2 separate regions of the Homo sapiens genome follow, and region 1 is linked to region 2. Evidence: chromatin loops called from intact Hi-C (ENCODE). Cell type or tissue: dorsolateral prefrontal cortex. All regions are shown on one strand. Each heading gives the region's core, and the rest is flanking DNA. Links, peaks and the distances in the headings are about the cores only. Region 1 overlaps TMCC1 (transmembrane and coiled-coil domain family 1). Region 2 overlaps TMCC1 (transmembrane and coiled-coil domain family 1).

What was found. Hi-C counts contacts between places; a loop is a spot of excess contacts. Peaks named below come from ENCODE experiments on the same cell type or tissue, not always from the same donor. Only the 100,000 strongest peaks of a DNase experiment are listed, where the experiment ranks them.
Region 1: a loop joins it to region 2, with 1.9 times the contacts of the local background. A loop is called at or near these places in 2 of 110 quality-filtered maps.

The regions. Positions count from the first base shown.
Region 1 is chr3:129,719,851-129,729,204 of GRCh38, forward strand. The region is part of intron 4 of TMCC1 (transmembrane and coiled-coil domain family 1); the gene reads right to left. Among named protein-coding and RNA genes, the nearest start is that of PLXND1, 120 kb to the left of the region's middle. In dorsolateral prefrontal cortex, for the core only: no CTCF peak of the experiment used is centred there; no DNase peak of the experiment used is centred there; H3K4me3 peaks cover 483 bases; H3K27ac peaks cover 1,151 bases.
Region 2 is chr3:129,824,410-129,833,763 of GRCh38, forward strand. It overlaps TMCC1 (transmembrane and coiled-coil domain family 1), which reads right to left. Exons shown (of 7, transcript NM_001017395.5): 3 at 8,365-8,417; 4 at 3,394-4,099. The coding sequence starts at 3,969. Among named protein-coding and RNA genes, the nearest start is that of TMCC1, 65 kb to the right of the region's middle. RefSeq lists a silencer at 7,629-7,783. In dorsolateral prefrontal cortex, for the core only: CTCF peaks have their summits at 941, 5,338 (motif pointing left) and 5,542; a DNase peak (open chromatin) is centred at 5,333.

The DNA.
Region 1 (9,354 bases), core at 414-8,413, 100 kb before region 2:
TCCCTTTATAATTTGGATTTCCCACTCCTGTCAAGAGGTGGCTTCTGGCCAGGCACGGTGTCTCATGCCTGTAATCTCAACATTTTGGGAGGCCAAAAGGCAGGAGGATCACTTGAGCCCAGGAGTTTGAGACCAAGCCTCAGCAACATGGTGAGACCCTACCTCTACAAAAAAGAAATAAATTAGCAAAGCGTGGTGGCACATTTTTGTGGTCCCAGCTACTCAGGAGGCTGAGCCAGGAGGATGGCTTGAGCCCAGGAGATCCAGGCTGCAGTGACCTGTGTTTGTGCCAGTGCACTCTAGCCTGGGCAACAGAGTAAGACCCTGTCTCAAAAAAAAAAAAAAAAAAAAAGAGATGGAATGTATTTCTCCATCCAGTGAAACTGGGTTTGGTCATGGTCTTGCTTTGGCCAAGTGAAGTGTCAGCAAATGTGACATGAACAGTGAAATGTTAGCAAATGTGACACAAGCAGAGGCTTAAAAAGTATTTGTGCATTGGAGTCTGTCCTTTCTTGTTGCACTGAGATCTCCAGCACACTTTACATCTCAGTTATTGACAACCTCATCCTTATAATAGCTATTCAGGCTAAAATCCTTGTAGGTTGTCTACGTGGATGAGTGTTAAAAAGAAAAAATAAAATAAAACCTTGAGAGGTCCAGCCAACAGCCAGTACCTACTACCAGACACATGAGGAAGGGAGGCCATCTTAGACCATCTAGGTCCACCTGAGCCCCCCAACAACTATAATGACACGAGGCAAGACCAGCCTAAGAACCACCTAGTGGAGCCCAGCCCAAATGGCTGACTCAAAATTGTGAGCAAATAAAACAGTTATATTAAGCTAATATTTTTATTATTTTTTTAAGACAGTCTCACTCTGTCACCCAGGCTGCAGTGCAGTAGCCTGATCATAGCTCACTGCAGTCCCAAACTCCTGGGCTCAAGCGATTCTCTCACCTCAACCTCCTGAGTAGCTGGGACTACAGGCACACACCACCATGCCTGGCTAATTTTTATTTTTTTTAAAGACAAGCTCTCACTATGTTGCTCACGCTGGTCTTGAACTCCTGACCTCAAGTGATCCTCTTGCCTCAGCCTCCTGAGTACCTGGGATTACAGGTGCAAGCCACTGTGCCTGGCTAAGCCACTAAGTTTTAAGGTGGGGTGTTACACAGCAATAGATAACTGATACACTGTATTAAATCTCTCACACTCCCAATTCCTGCCACTCTTCCCTCTCTTAATTATTGCTCTAATCATACCAACTAACCTCTTTTTAATTCCTTGTAAACACTGTGAAAACTCCTGCAGTTATTCTGGCTGTACCCCTGCCTGGAATGCTCATTCCTCAGCTGAACGGCTAACCTGCTCTCCTCTTTCAAGCCTTCCTTCAAATGTCTTGTTTTAAATGAAGCTTATGCTTACTGTTCTATTAAAAATGGCAGTCTACCCTCAATGTCCAGCACTTCCAATTCCTCTTACCCTGCTTTATTGTATTTATTTATTTTGAGAAAGGATCTTGCTCTGTCACCCAGGCTGGAGCGCAGTGGTAATTTAGCTCACTGCAACCTCCACTGCCCTACCCTGCCCCGGGATTCAAGTGATCCTCCCATTTCAGCCTTCCAAGTAGCTGGGACCACAGAGTCAGCTACATTTTTTCTTCTCAAATCCTGCCTTCAAAATGTTCATTCTGTAATTTGGAATGAACTCTTCACAAAGCATGTGCAGGCCGGGTGTAGTGGCTCATGTCTATAATCCCAGCACTTTGGGAGGCCGAGGCAGGCAGATCACGAGGTCAGGAGATTGGGACTATCCTGGCTAACACCGTGAAACCCCAACTCTACTAAAAATACAAAAAAAAAAAAAAAAAAAAAATTAGCTGGGCGTGGTGGCAGGCACCTGTAGTCCCAGCTACTCGTGAGGCTGAGGCAGGAGAATCGCGTGAACCCAGGAGGCAGAGCTTGCAGTGAGCCGAGATGGCGCCACTGCACTCCAGCCTGGGCGACAGAGCGAGACTCCGTCTCAAAAACAAACAAACAAAAAACACAAAGCGTGTGCAATCTCATGCAAGGAGGTCATATATGAAACCCTATCTATAGCAGTTTTATGTATCTAGATTGTTATATTAAAAGTTTTAGATACTAGGGGCAAGTACCTCATTTGTGAACATTTTAATCATTGTTTCAATGAGAATATTTTAGTTTACCAATCAATAAATAGTTCAGGTAAGAGAGAGACAAAGGTAGGGAAGCAAGGAAATAGTTTAATCCAGGGATCCCCAACCCCTGGGCCGCAGACCAGTACAGGTCAGTGGCCTGTTAGGAACCAGGCCACACAGTAGGAGGTGAGCAGCAAGCGAGTATTACCACCTGAGCTCCACCTCCTGTCAGATCAGTGGTGGCATCAGCTTCTCATAGGAGCACAAACCCTATTATGAACTGCGCTTGCGAGGGATCTAGGTTGCATGCTCCTTATGATAATCTAACTAATGCCTGATGACCTGAGGTGAACAGTTTCATCCCCAAACCATCCCACTCCAACCTTGCCCACAGACACCCCGACCCCATCTGTGGAAAAATTGTCTTCCACAAAACCGGTCCCTGGTGCCAAAAAGGTTGGGGACTGCTGGTTTAATCTACACTCACTCACTCAGGTACTAACTATATTGTTTTGATCATACTGTCTCTACTCTTATAAGTTAATGCAATCAGCAAATAAAATCAATTAAAAATATTTAAATTATGTTTTATGCCCTCCCCCACCTGACTATCAATAATGGAAAAAAAGGAGTTAACTTCTCTTTTACTGTTAGTCTCCACCCACTATTCCTTTAGGGCTCTCCTATGAATCCTTTCCTTCTGATCACCCCACTCACCCTGGGCTAGCATTCTTAATAAAATAGATAAGTAAACTGACCTTTTATAACCTCAGAACAAACAGAGATGTGTCAGGGGTTTTGAATCCAAGATATATAGCAAACAACAGAAAAAGAGGGTACAGACCAGAGGCACAAATCTGCTTAAAAAGTTGGCATTTAAATTATCAACCATAAGGCATAAGAGGGTAATTCAATATCAAACTTCACAGTGAAAAATCTGTTTGGATCTTAAATCCAACTGCTCAATAGCAAACAATATGAATGTACATTAACTTCAGAATCAGGCAAAACTATAAAGAATCTCCTTTGCTTTAGTATTTATCTCTTAGAAAATATGTATCATTTATAAGATCAACTAAAAAATGGCAAGGTCAACTAAAAAAAATGGTAAAATCAAACTATAGGCTAAGTTTGTACTCAGGACTATGGATGAAATGTGAAAATGGTGGTTGTGTTGAATAAAGCTGGATCATCCTCCAATCCAGTTTTATCTCAGAGATTTGTTCTGCTGATCTGGAGATACAAGTTTCACACTGAGATATGTGTATATTGCTTTACAATTCAGAAAATTTCCAAGTCCTTGGGAAAAATACTTTGAAAATAAGTAGCTGAGCACTAAGAAATCTTTTTCTTTTTTTTTTTTTTTTTTTGGCCACCTAGATCCATCAAGAATTTTTTTTTTTTAATTTAATAAGTATTCCAGGTGGCTCTAAATCAAATTCCTATTTGTTATGCATGCCTGGCATCTTCGAATTTAACCCATGTTTTTCCCAAGCAGTCCAAGGCAAATGAAACTCTTGTTCATTGAAAGAAACACTGATTTTCCAGTAACTATTTCGCTTGAGAAAGTGAGGATGACACTTACTCTGCAATGAAGCAGCCCATTACACACAAGAGACGGGACACTCCAGGATGATCTGAGCATGTCCATACAGCTACAGAGCACCCTCTACATTCTGTCCAAATAGCTTTGGGTAAAATGAACAACTAGGAAACACATATTATGCTTCTCCATTATTACAACCTTACACAAGTCAGTCCTAAAATAGCAAATGCCCCTGGCTGAGATCTACTGCTGAAAAACGCTAAGTTTCAGCAGCTCAGGCTATTTCCTTTGTCTGTCTATTCAACCAGCCCCCACTTAAAGCTGCAGGACTAACTAACTATAGGATTCAGGATGAGATTTTTTTTTTTTTTTTTTTAAAAGACAGATACACACACATATACAACATACGGTTTCCGAGGAGAGTGAGGGCTCCATGCTTGTGAGAGAGGAGGAGGAGGAATATGCCGAATAACCCTCAGGTTTCTCCCAGATTTGAACATGTTGTACTGTGGCATGAGGTCAGCAGAGACTTACTCCAGCCCTGTGAGGCTGAATTCTACCCTGACAAAGCAGTATCACTGTAATATGAAGCAAGAGGATTCAGGGCATGTTGGCAGCTGTACAGAATGCCTGTTCTAGAAAGTAATGGCAATTCCAAAACAAGAGATCTATGGTGTCACATGAGATAATCTTCAGCCCAGTTAAGCAATAAGCACCCAAAATACTTTGAATCCCAAACACAGGCAGCTCAAAAGTTTAATGGTAGAAAAGAACTTTTCTCCTTGACCCTATTTTGTGTCTGGAGGAAATAATCAGGAAGAAGAAAACTGGAAGAATCATTAGTTAATTTGATCTGTATCATAAACAACATACTGATTCTGATCTGATCTGTTCCTGGGCACTACGACCTAGCTGAAGAACCCCAAACCACCTCTGTGACTTTACTATGGAACAGGGAGAATATTCTGGAAATACATTTTTGGTAATGGATATATGCCAGAACTGAAGGTGTGAATAACCTCATTTTTCATATGTGCCCAAAAGGCAAACCTAATATACATCATCATTTCTTTTTAGTTCAAGAATGTGTGCCTTTAGAAATTCTTCCTCCAAAGAAGAGGGGCACTAAAAAAGGAGCCAGAACATGAATTTTCTACCAAGAGAAAACAGGGCAATGCAGACATTCCTTTACATTTTATGGTGTCCCTTATACTATGAAAGTTCTATTCTAGACCAAAAGTGACCCAATAGTTTTATAACAAGTAAAATTTAGCCAGGAAACACAAGACAATGGAGATAAAAGAAAACTGTACTACAGCACTAATGGGAAGGTAAATCTATAAGAAGTTCTTCAATAGTTCAGTGGGATAAGGAGGGATAAGGAATAAAGAAATAAAAACTTTTCAAGATACACTAGCTTTGTTTTTATACATATAGCTTACTAATATTGGATTTTAAAAGGAGATACATATAACTTATTTACAGATTTCCAAATTTCTGATAAAGTTTTTGAGGATCTACATTTGTACCCAAAAACCTAAAGATAATCATACAATTTCATTTTCTTTTTCTTTTTGAGACAGGGTCTTGCTCTGCCATCCAGGCTGAAGTGCAATGGTGTGATTTCAGCTCACCGCAACCTCCGCCTCCTGGGCTCAGGTGATTCTCCTGCCTCAGCCTCCCAGGTAGCTGGAATTACAAGTATGTGCCACCACACCCACTAATTTTGTATTTTTAGTAGAGATGGGGTTTCACCATGTTGGCCAGGCTGGTCTCAAACTCCTGACAAGTGATCCTCCTGCCTTGGCCTCCTAGAGTGTTGGGATTACAGATGTGAGCCACTGTGCGCGGCCTAATCGTACAATTTCTAATATAATTTTTTCATTCTTTAAGAATTTTACTTCAATAAAAACGAAACATAGCATCTTATTTTTTTAAGTAAATAGAAAAAAGAAATAGAAAAAAGTCATTATAGAAATAGAAAAAAGAAAATAGAAAAAAATCATTACTGGATTGTTTCAAAGCAGGTAATTTTGAAAGACTGGATAGGCAAGTTTCCTGTATTAATAAACTTTTCTTTAGGTCATTTTATAAGAACCTCTGAAAGAGTAATCTACTTTGAACATTGATTTTTTTTTTTGTTATACTTACACTATCAAAGGAAATTTTGATTCCCTAGTTTTAAGATGCACAAGAAACAGTGCCCAGAATGGTGGTTATTACCAATTGAAAAGAAACAACCGTACTAAATTTTTTAGTTCTGAGCTTCTTTCTTAGCAATATCTTAACACAAGGCCAAGAGAAAAGTCTGGGAAAGCAGTAAACAGTCCTTTGGAGTATGGGTTTTAGTCTACTGCCAAAGGTAGGAGATACAACTAATGTTTTGATTTCTACATTTGTACCCAAAAACCTAAAGATAATCATTCTATGAACCAGGATAGGAATAGAAGGGAACATCTGATAAATTATGTAAATCTGTATAGGTACAGACAGGTACCTGTATCTACCTGTATGTACAGGTACAGACTTTGGGCCAAAAGGGAATAGGCATTAATATGGAACAAAAAGAGTCAGTCATACCTTATCTGTAGAGGAGAAGTAGGACTAACAACAGAGTGAAACTTTTGCAGCTCTAAATTACTATCCTCAATGTCGGAGACAAAATTTTCTAACTAGAAGGGCTTCGTATTTATTCAATAATTCTTACTATGTGCCAGGCACACTATATGGGACATTTAGGGATACAAAAATGAATAAGATGAACAGGTTCTTGCCCTCTACTGACTTTTGAGATCATCTGTGTTCTCTAGGCTACTATTTCTCAACATTAAAACAAAACAAACAAATAAAAACTTTACATCCTCTACAATACGGTCTCGCTCTACAGTCTAGCTATGCATTCCTGCCACTCTGGATTATTTTATTGTGCTTTACTATCTGTAGTTTATAGTTTTAAAACAAGAATTATACGGACTCTACTTTTTAAAAAGTATACCTCTCCATTAGAGATTCTAATATCTCAAGTCTCCTAGGGATGTGAAGGCCGGGCATGATGGCTCACACCTGTAATCCCAGCACTTTAGGAAGGCGAGGTGGGAGGATCACCTGAGGTCAAGAGTTCGAGACCAGCCTGGCCAACATGGTAAAACCCTGTCTCTATTAAAAATACAAAAATTAGCTGGGTGAGGTGGCGCACACCTGTAATCTCGGCTACTTGGGAGGCTGAGGCAGAACTGCTTGAACCCAGAGGTTGCAGTGAGCTGAGATGGTGCCACTGCACTTCAGCCTGGGTAACAGAGCAAGACTCTGTCTCAAAAAAAAAAAAAAAAAAAAAAAAAAAAAAGAACCACTGTTCAAACCAAACATCTTATTCTGTAGTACAAAACCCTAGTCTTTGAAAGGAGAATTGAATGATGTAGTTGTGGCCCTATCAGATCTAGAATCCACATGTACTGATTCTCCATTTCTGTTCTTTCTACTAAACCATGGTGTACCCTCCTACAATCTTGTTCCTACTTCATGCACTGTCATACCAATCTGTTTTTTTATGTCACCATTGTATGAAAACAATGGAACAAACAAATGAACAAAAAACAAAAACTCTTCAATTTCTGCAATGTACTCACTTTGCAGAGATGTTCATGGTTTGGTATTCCTGCCTTATAGCTTCACTATATAAATCCTCTGTGGAGGCTTTTTTTGGACAAATTATTTCTTTGGAATGCTGTTTGACTGCATGATCAATGAAGGTTCCTTTCTAGCCCCAGAATTAATTCTGAGATTGTCTATAGTGCTATGTGAGGTTTTTTGGAACCTTACTGAGGATCAATAAATGGTAGAAAAATTCTGGGGAAAACTGATTAGGTACACAAAGAATGAAGTTGGTGGGCTTCATTTTTATAAATATGAATTTTAAATCTTTATAAAGATGTAAGTCTATAATCATCAAAGCTTACAGAAAAATAATACATTTTCAACATGTTTAAAATAATCACATTTTACATCTTTATAAATAACAGGCAATCTTCAATTATTCCTTCTTAGATAATGGAGTCTCTTAATGTTTCTTGCTAAAGTAATATAGGTAGTCCTGAAGGTCTGAAGGAAAGCTGAGAAAGCTGTTACAACAAAAATAAAACAAAAGCCCTCACTATCTGCAACTGACAGTAATTTGGAGGTCCCTAATGAGCCAGCCCTCTTGGTACTGATGCCCCACGTAGTCTTCTTCCCATACTGACTTTGGGCTTGGTGACTAGCTGTGACTAGCTATAGCAAATGGCATACTATCAACAACTATGCAAACAGAGACTTGTTAAGTTCTTGCAAATTGGGGATTATTCGAACTCAGCTGCCATGCTACAAAAAAGCCCAACTAGTGTAATCAAGGTCCCTGGCCAAAAGCCACAGCTGAACTCAGAGTCAGCAGCTAACATAAACAGCTAGCATGTGAGTGAGGCTATTTGGACTTTCTGATCATCCCAATACCTCAGCAAACTTAATAAACTTTGCTTTGACCTAAAGCAGAAGGGCTCTGTACTAATTTATTGAATAATTCTTATTATGTGACAGGCACACTATATGGGACATTTAGGGATATAAAAATGAGTAAGATAAACAGGTTTAACCTAAAGCAAAGTTTATTAATATAGGGAACTTGATACAAACCAGAAGTGCCTGTTCAACCCACAGAATCAAGACAAATAAATTGTCACTTTAAGCTACAAAGTTTTTTTTGTTGTTGTTGTTCTGAGATGGAGTCTTGCTCTGTCGCCTAGACTGGAGTGCAATGGTGCGATCTTGACTCACTGCAACCTCCGCCTCCAGGGTTCAAGCGATTCTTGTGCCTCAGTCTCCCAAGTAGCTGGGATTACAGGCGCCGGCCACCACGCCCAGCTAATTTTTGTAATTTTAGTAGAGATGGGGTTTCACCATGTTGGCCAGGCTGGTTTTGAACTCCTGACCTTGTGATCTGCCCATCTCGGCCTCCCAAAGCACTGGGATTACAGGTGTGAGCCACCGTGCCCAGCAAGCTACAAAGTTTTTAAAAAATTTCTTAACACCACAGAATTTACTTTTTACGTATGTGTACAGTTCTATGAATTTTAAAACATGCATAGACTCATGAAACCACCAGCAGTATAATCAGGATACAGAGAAGTTCCAAAAGACTTCCTTATATAGTCACACCTAACCCCACCACTAACCCTTAACTTATTCTTTTTCACTATAGTCCTATCTTTCTGAGAGTGTCACATAAACAGAATCATACAGTATATAACTTTCTGAGACTGATTTATCAACACAATGTCTTTGAGATGCATAAAGGATGATGCATGTATCATAGTTCATTCCTTTTCATTGCTGAGTAGTAGTTCATTGTATGTATATACCACAGTTTATCCATTCACCTGTTGAAGGACATTTGGATGGTTTCCATTTTTTAGCAATTGTGAGTAGAGATGCCATAAACATCAGTGTAGAGGATTTCATAGAAATGTAAGTTTTCATGTTTCTAGGTTAAATACCTAGGCATGGATTTACTGGGTCACATGTTCAGAGTATGTTTAACTTAAAAAAAAAAATCACCAAATTTTTCCAGAGTAGTTTTGCCATTTTCCTTTCCTACCAGCAGTGTATGAGAGTTCCAAT
Region 2 (9,354 bases), core at 771-8,770:
AAATTTACCAAGGTTAGGAACAGTTAGCTTATCTGTACCTTCACTTCTACTCTTACAAGAACTATATTTGATGCCCACATGAGATCATTAAGGATAATCAAAATATCTTTGGGGCCAATGAATACATATTTATATTAAAGGAAACTCAGTATTGGGGGAAAGGACATAGCCATAAACATTCTGGCTTTCAGAGGTAGGGTCAATAAACCTGTAAGTTACTTGCTTTGGCAATCAAGTTTTGCTACGTAAAGTATCTTTAAGGGAGAACAATGAGAAAGCCAAAATACATCTTCATTTCTAACTTATGCCCACTGTTCCAGTTCCGTATTATTAAAGGCCTATAAGACATTCTCTTCATAGTAGGTGTCAGCCACCCAACTGAAACTAAATGGTTTTCCTTAAAAAATACAATTTTTCAACTGTTTAGTGGAAATGGAAAATATTTTCTGATTCTCCCAAGCAAACTTCAGATTTTAAAATTTTTTATTCTAACATTGTTATCAAATCCTACCTGTTCTTCTATTGTCCATTCCACTTCCACAGTTATCAATTCAGCTCAATATTTATAAGAGCACTATCACTATTTAATAGTCACTGTGCTCAAGCTAGCCCACATCCTAATGACTTCCTGTACTAATTAAATTATCACCCCGGGGTTAATCAATGTCCTGTCAGGCATCCATCCCCTCACTTCCACCTACCAATCCTCACCTAGGGCACCACCTGGTGGTCAACAAAATGAATTATCCTTTTCCCCGCTTCATTTCTTCCCCACTGGGAGAACAGTACACCTGCATTACTAGTTTTGCTTACAGTTCAACTAATTCAAACTTAGAAATCTTTTTATTTGAACACATACATCTCCCTCAAACTTCTTCCACTTTTCTCTATCTTCCAGGTACAGCCAGGCATTACAAAAATTTCCCTTTCCTTCTGCCTATAAGTAATCCAAAAAGCTTCCCTCATTGCAGCCTAATATACACTGCTTTTCCTAAATCTGGCTATAAATAAGAAGATGATATAGTGAGCTCTGAAGTGATATTAACCTTAATAGAGAACCTGAATCCATAACTTCCAAACTTTCCCTTTAGAAGCTCCGAAGTTTACATCTATCTTTTTTGGTGGGGGTGGGTGGTAGGGGGTTGAGACAGGGTCTTGCTTTGTTGCCCAGCCTGGAGTGCAGCAATAAAAAGGAACAAACTATCAACACATTCAACAACAGTTGAATCAACAACAGTTGAAAAGTATTACACTAAATGAAAGAAGTCAAACACAAAAGACTGCATGATCTAATTTTTTAGGAAATTCTAGAAAAGGCAAAACTATAGCAATAGAAAGCAGATCAGCGGCTACCAGAGGCCACCGGTTGGGTAAGAGGGACTGACTGCAGCCAAGGGGCATGAGAAATCATTATTTGGGGGTAATGGGAATGTTCTATATAATGACTGTGTTACTATAAAACTACACATTTTTCAAAACTAGTCAAGATGTACACTTAAAACTGGTGGATTTTACTGTAAGCATATGCTAATAAAGTTGACAAAGCATTAAAGAAACAATGTTATGAAAAAAGTTCTCACTTTGCCCTCTTTCTCTTGAAGTTTTCCAATAAAATCTGCTTTACTTACACTTTTTCTTTTTAACATAAAAGTCTATAATCCCAGAATCACTAGCTGTAAATTCCTTAATGTTCTCTGGTAAAGGCTGAAGATTAAGACAAGGTACATAGCTGCACTGTCAATCTTTACTGCCAACTAGTTTGGGTAATCAGTGACCAAATATTCTTTTTATTTCAAAGATAACTAATATAGGCTGGACACGGTGGCTCATGCCTGTAACCTCAGCACTTTGGGAGGCTGAGGTGGATGGATCACTTGAACTCAGGAGTTTGAGACTGGCCTGGGCAACAAGGCAAAATCTCCTCTCTACAAAAAAAAAAAAAAAAAAATTGGCCAGACATGCTGGCATGCGCCTGTAGTACCAGCTACTCAGGAGGCTGAGGTGGGATGATCACCTGAGTCTGGGGAGGTTAAGGCTGCAGTGAGCCACGATCACACCACTGCACCCCAGCCTAGGTGACAGGGTAAGACCCTGTCTCCAAAAAAAATAAAATGAATATACACATAAATATGTGGTACTTTTCCCCATTTAAATTTTTTGAATTTTAATTCACATCATTATTTTGACAGGTTTAAAGTGATTTACTGTCCATTATCTATATGTTTTAAATATCATATTTAGGTAGGAAAGGTTTAAAGTTCTAGACTCAATATTTATATTTCCAGGTAACTTAATATCCAATAAAAAAAAAACCTTAGGAAAAGTTTAAGGTACTAGACTCAGTATTTATATTTCCAGGTAACTTAATATCCAATAAAAAAAAACCTAACTGTACCGCAAGCAGACACAGAATGAAAACGATCAAACAAAAACCTTAAGGAATACACAAAAGTAATGCTGAAAGATAGTTGAATGGTAACTTACAAGGCAGACCTAGCCCACAAATGTGTTCAGTGTGGCTTGCATATCTGTTAAAAATCAAGAGATTTCCCATCTAGATTTCCAGTTTCTCTTGAAAAAAATCAGAAGCTCTGGCAAGACTGTGCCCACAGTACTAAATTTCAACCATCAGCTAAAGCTAAGACATTGCCTCTGTTAAACAAAGCAGGAACTCCTCAGTTTGTCCAAGCTCCATAACACCTAAGTTCACTCATTGTCACTACCTGCATGGCTACGCGTACCTGAGTTTTCAAACCCTAGCAGGACTATTTCTTCTATGTGCCTCAACTAACCATAACTGAGAGTTATATGGAAAAAGTTTCTCCTAGATTTAATATGCCTGGTTTTGGGTAAACCCAAAACAATCTGTTTATTAATAGTACACTATAATAATGTATATGCTCTACTGTGGCATGCAAAATGTAAAATGAATGCTGCTGATGTACTACAAAGTATATGAAAATTATAACCAACTTAGTGTACTTCCATGGTAAGCACAAACTCAGATTCTAGAACTTTATTCACTACATTCATTAATGTAAGAAAGCCATCTCCATGTGCAAAATCAAAACAATAAGAAACAAAGCATCTTTATTGCTCTACCATAAAACTGACCCTCAAATATACAGAAAGAATACATGAAATATACTTAAGGTTTTAACGAAAGGATAAAATAAAATATAGCACTATGTTAGGAAGGAAATAGGAATATAATTCTAAGCATTCATTCATTAGCTATAATTATTATTTACCCATTTGAAAAGGGGAAAAATTCTTTTACCACAACTTTAAGGTATTTGCTGAGATATCTTTTTAGTTACCAAAGGAAAGTCTGGAGAGTCCTAGGTATGAAAAACAGTAAGTTAACAGAAAAACAAAATCTTACAAACTTACCCGCTCCGCAGTTCCCTCCTCTCCTGGTAGACATGCAGCAGCAGCAGCAGCAGCAGCACAAGCTATTTCCATCATAGCAGAGCTGGTAGGTGCATCAGTTGTGGATGAAGACCTGGGTCGGCCTGACTGCATAACAGCTGTCATCTCCTGACCAGACTTCCTGTTGATTTGGGGACTTCCCTTTGGGGCCTCTGGCTTGCCCCGCCTACTATGCAAGCTTGTCCCTCTCTTCATCTTGGGTGGCACTCGAATCTGCTGCAGGACACGATTCAGAGCTGTGGGGTGGGTGGGGACACCATCAATCTCAGCACATGCGTTCTGGCTTTCCAGATCCATTTCAGGTTCTGGATCTGCCTGAATTTGCTGCACATCATGTGGAGACACTGATGACCTCCTGCGCTGGTGCTGGAAGAGATGCTTCAAGCCTTGGCCAATCACGTTAATGTTCTCCAAAGCATTGTGGGTCATTTTAGACAATTTTTGTTCTGATTCTGTCTGCTTTCTGGCCTCTGCATCTTGGGATTTGCCTCCAGGATCAGGGTCCTCAAATAACTGTTCACTGCCCGAAGGCTCCATCAGTAGACTTAATATGCTTATTTGCAAACTCAAAAAAATTTTTTAAACACACCAAGAGTGTCAAATTAGGTAGGCATTTGCTTCAACAGTGACTACGCATGCAGCTGTGAGACGAAGGCTTCATGCCTATCTAATGTTAAAAACAAAAAAACAAAAAAACAAAAAAAAAACCTTATATTATAAATCCATGCAGAAACTCCAGTGTTAAAACAAAGAAAAACATGCTACTGGCCAAACAAATAGGCACTATCATTAAGCAATCTTTAATCAGAAGATTAAAAGACAGTTTTCTAGATAGTGGGTAATGATTATTTTTTAGAATGAGAGAAAAAGCCCAGAACAAGTCCATAGGAAATTAAAACAGCAATGTTCAAAAGCAAAAATCCCTACAAGATTCAATATATACAGAATTAGATATTAGAGGAGCCATCTTGGAATGGACACTATAATGGTAGTTGACAGAACAGCCATTGCTTGGGAAATCAAGAGAAGAGACCATCCAATAGGTTTACTCTAGCTGAGGCAATTTAATCCCTCTCATTCATAACCACAGTTAATTATTCACAGGCTGAAACTCAGTATAATCAAAGAACAACAGTGAGAAATGGATATCCCAATCTAACTATATGTGGATTTTAATGGAAAAGTGTGTTACCATTCATATTCATCAAGTTCACTGGTAACTAGAGATGACAGGTTTGCTCTTTTGAGAAGAGAATGGAAATAAAAATCCTGTAAGTTGAATTCTCTGCTGAAGCACAAATGACCTTTCTGGCACCATATGAGTGAATGGTTCAGACAGAATCAGAATCAGAGACTAGAGCTTTGCTCAGTACCAGCTATCAAGAAAGGAGATTCAAAGAAATCCCTTTCTCTATAGTGTCATCCCTGACAGAAGCTTCCCATATATCCATACAAACTCAAAAGCAAAGTAACTGGGTAGGATAGAAAAGTAGAGAAAAAGAAAGGTCAAACAGCAAACATATACCAGTATTAAATGCAAGAAATTAAAAGGAAGCTGAAACTAAGAGATGTAAAATCAACGCAACTGCCATGGTTACTAAAATCACATGCAAAAAAAAAAAAAAAAAAAAAGGGAGGGGGGGATGGGAGATGATGAGATTTTTCCTAATAGAAAGTGTTTATTTTTGTACTGTATTTGTGCAAATATATAAGACAAAATTATATACATGCACAGAAGCTGCTACAGAATGCAAAATATGATGTAGGAGGTTATTTCCATATTTTTCTTTAAATTTTTGTTTAAAGGACTTTAAAACTCCCTACACTACCAAGTACTTCAACAATTTAAGCCACTACCAATGAAGCACCATGGTGCTCCTGTTCTGGGAATATGTGGACTTGCTGCCACCAAGTGGCAATCTAGAAAGCCATAAATTAGCTGAATAAAAGAGTTCCCTGTGAACTCAAGGCTACTAGAGTTTAGTGGAACAGGAATGCAAACTCACTAAAGTTTTGTTCCTGATGACTACTCTCAGAAGACTTTTTTCAAATATTTTATGGGCACTGTCATTGTGGCTCCACTGTCCATATTCTTTCATGCCTGTGATTCCATTACCTAATCTCTTCATAACAGAGGAGCATAAACAGGGAGACAGGGATAAAGACATTTGTCTCTCTCTAGTACCTTCCTACTTTCTAAATGCCACAAAATTGTTTGTTCCTAAATTAGGCAAATGAATAACAACCATGAGAATGGAAGTTTCATTGCCTTTCACCCAAATTCTTTGTGGCTCCACTGAAATCTAGCCATCCCACTATGGCCTGTTACCCTTTTCCTGATTGTGCATTGGTTTTGTTCATATCTTTCCCTTTGGGAGAACCAAGAAAGAAACCCTTGCCCTTATTAGATCAATGACTGTCTTGGCCTCTGGTGTGGTTTTCTGGTGCTCCTTGTGGGCAAAAATTTTGCCAATAGTTTATATATTTAATTATCCCCTTCTAACCAAATATGAAATAAACACATAATACAATGTTACTCTGATTTTTAAAAAAAATAGTAATTATCTCACCATTCCTCATGAGTTTGTCTTGCTGGCTAATAGTTACTGAAAGAATTGAGTTTCTCAGAGGAAAAGGGCTAATGTAACCAAAATAATCCCCTATCAGTGTGTATCAACTCATCTCTTCTTGCACTGGGCTATTTAGATCCTGAGAAGATGGGAGGGTGTGAAAGCAGCAGAACAGTACTGAAAAAGTAGTTTACTTTTTCCTCTATTTGCACATTATTAGCTAATACAACTGATTTTTGTTGTTGTTGTTGGAAGTAAAATGTATAAAATATGTTTATCCCATGAGATTAAAAGACAGCAAGAATAAAGGAATGATGTCAAGGTTAGCTGAGGATCATTCTACTTGTCTCATATGCAAAGGTACTAGGAATTTATTACTCAGCAAATCTACTTATTTGGGCACTATTATAAACTAATCAACTGGTCATCTGGTTGCTGCCTATTTAAAAAATAGAGAATGTGGTACATTTTGAATATCAGTAAATTCATTTGAGATTTCACAAGCATTTGTAAAACAATTTATTTTTGTTTTTGTTTTTTTGAGACGGAGTCTTGCTCTTTCACCCAGGCTGGAGCGCAGTGGCACAATCTCAGCTCACTGCAGCCTCTGCCTCCTGGGTTCAGGCAATTCTCCTGCCTCAGCCTCCAGAGTAGCTAGGATTACAGGCACGTGCCACCATGCACAGCTAATTTTTGTATTTTTAGAGAGATACGGTTTCACCATGTTGGCCAGGCTGGTCTCAAATTCCTGACCTCAAGTGATCCAACCGCCTCAGCCTCCCAAAGTGCTGAGATTACAGGTGTGAGCCACTGCACCCGGCCAAATCATTTATTTTCAAATAATTCAAAATGATGATTGATTACAAGGAAATGTTAGCATTTCCTGGGAAAAGCTGGGAGTAAGGTGTTAATTTCCATGCCAAGACTATCTTCGCAGCTACGAAGAATAAGCAACAAAACAGTAATAAATTATCGGATTTTCAAAGGCAAAACTTACCTTAATCATACCAGCACATAGCCTCACTTAGCATGCAGCCCTAAAGAAACCTAAATTGAGCTTTAAACATCAAGTTTTAAGGTAATAATTTTGAAAAACAATCTACTGTACTGATTATAAAACGTAATATGGTACTTACACTTGTAGCTATCATCTGCATAATAGCAGCACTAAGAAACTAGTTAAGGTTTTGAAGGCTACTAAAATTTTCTGTAGGCCAATAGAAAATCTTTAAGGCCACCAAAGTCAAATGCTGTGGCAAAAATACCAACAATAGTGATGTTGCAATAATTAACTCTATAAAATTGCTGACAGTAAGAATGCAAGCACAAAAGAAATTCAATAGTCTCAAAGTTGTACAGGGACACCCTTCTTTTCTTCTGTATGTCTTACAGAGGCTCAAATGAATATGAACAACTGTTGCTCAGTTTATAAAATTCCCCAATTAACTATTTATTTATTTAGAGACAGGGTCTCCCCCTGCCACCCAGGCTGGAGTGCAGTGGCACAATCTCAGCTCACTGCAACCTCTGCCTTCTGGGTTCAAGCAATTCTCCTACCTCTGCCTCTCAAGTAGCTGGGATTACAGGCGCCCACCACCACAGCTGGCTAATTTTTGTATTTTTAGTAAAAACATGGGGTTTCGCCATGTTGACCAGGCTGGTCTCGAACTCCTGACCTCAAGTGATCCACCCTCCTCAGCCTCCCAAAGTGCTAGGATTATAGGCATGAGTCACCGCGCCCCACCCAACTAACTAATTTTAGATCCCTGGTTTAACACAAACGAGTTTAACTGCATAAGCCTATCAAATGCTTTTTGGTAAGAAGGAAATGCTGGCTACTCTTTTATTCACTCAGCTTCTCTGAAAAGTAAAGTTATTATAAGTAAACCAGAGGGAGAAAGAGAAAAAGGAGCAAAAGGACACAGGAAAAAGGGGAGAGGTCGAAGGAGTGAAAGGGGAGAGGTAGAAGGAGCAAAAGGTGAGGAAGGGGGACAAAAAACGCAGCCACCTACCAGTCAGGCATTTCAAATAATTTGGTAAGTTCTCAGAATTTTCAACAATTAACTTTTCTAGCACAATTTTACTGAAGACCTAATATGCCATTAGCTCACACTCAGAAAACAAGTTGTTCTAAATTAGTATCAGAAATAAGTGAAAAAATTATGTTTTTAAAATCTATCAACCATTTAGGAGGGTATTCCACAAAATCACAGCAAATTATATACAAATTGCTTTGTCTTTTTTTCCCTTAAGTTTTTCTTTCCAATTTTTTAGTTTTTTGATAAATATGGTGACCAAAGCTTTTTTGGTTTGGACATGAACCAAGTTAAATTTCACTGACTACAAAGAGTTGGATACTTGCCTTCATCACTCTTCCTTAAGCACTTCTAAGGTGTACAATCCTTTTAGGAAAAGCTGAAAAGCAAATATTAAGAATTACAAGGTGAGAAACTTAGATGGGGAAACTTACCTTTTACAGATATGCAGAAAACGACTGAAAGTATATCCAACAAAATGTTAATAGCCCTCATCTCTCACTGGTAGAAGTAGGGTTTGTTTTTTTCTAGTACTTTTCAGTATTTTCTAATTTTTTAAAGTATAATCAAGAATAATTATAATCAAGAAAGAAAGTATTCTGGAAAAAATATTAACTTAGCACTTGAAAAAGATAAAGTGGCAAATATTTTAAGAAGCAATAAATATTTTAACATTATCATACTGAATAAGGAATGGATATTCCATTAATTCTAATCTTAAAGTAACATGAAATATAAAACAGGTACATGAAAACACCACAATTTTATAAGTAAAATTTTTTTTCAAGTAGTTTCCTAATCTGTATCTGCCATTCTCTATTCAAAGGCAATTCTAAAAATCCTATCTTAGGCCAGGCATGATGGCTCATGCCTGTAATCCCAGCACTCCGAGGCAGGAAGATCATCTGAGCCCAGGAATTTGAGATCAGCCTGGGCAACAGTGACACCCCATCTCTAAAACAATTTTTAAAGATTAGCCAGGCATGGTAGTGCACACCTGTAGTCCCAGCTACTTGGGAGATTGAGGCAAGAGGATGTCTTGAGCCCCGGAGCTGGAGATTACAGCGAGCTATGGCTGCACCACTGCCCTCTAGCCTGGGAGCAAAAGCGAGACCCTGTCTCAATTTTAAAACAACAACAACAAGAAGAACAAAACATATCTTGGCAATGTGGAGTGACTCACACCTGTAATCCCAGCACTTTGGGAGGCCAAGGCAAGAAGGCTCATTTGAGGCCAAGAGTTCTAAGACCAGCTTGGGCAACACAGCAAGACCCCATGTCTCTACCAAAAAAAAATGTTTTTATTATTTCTATTT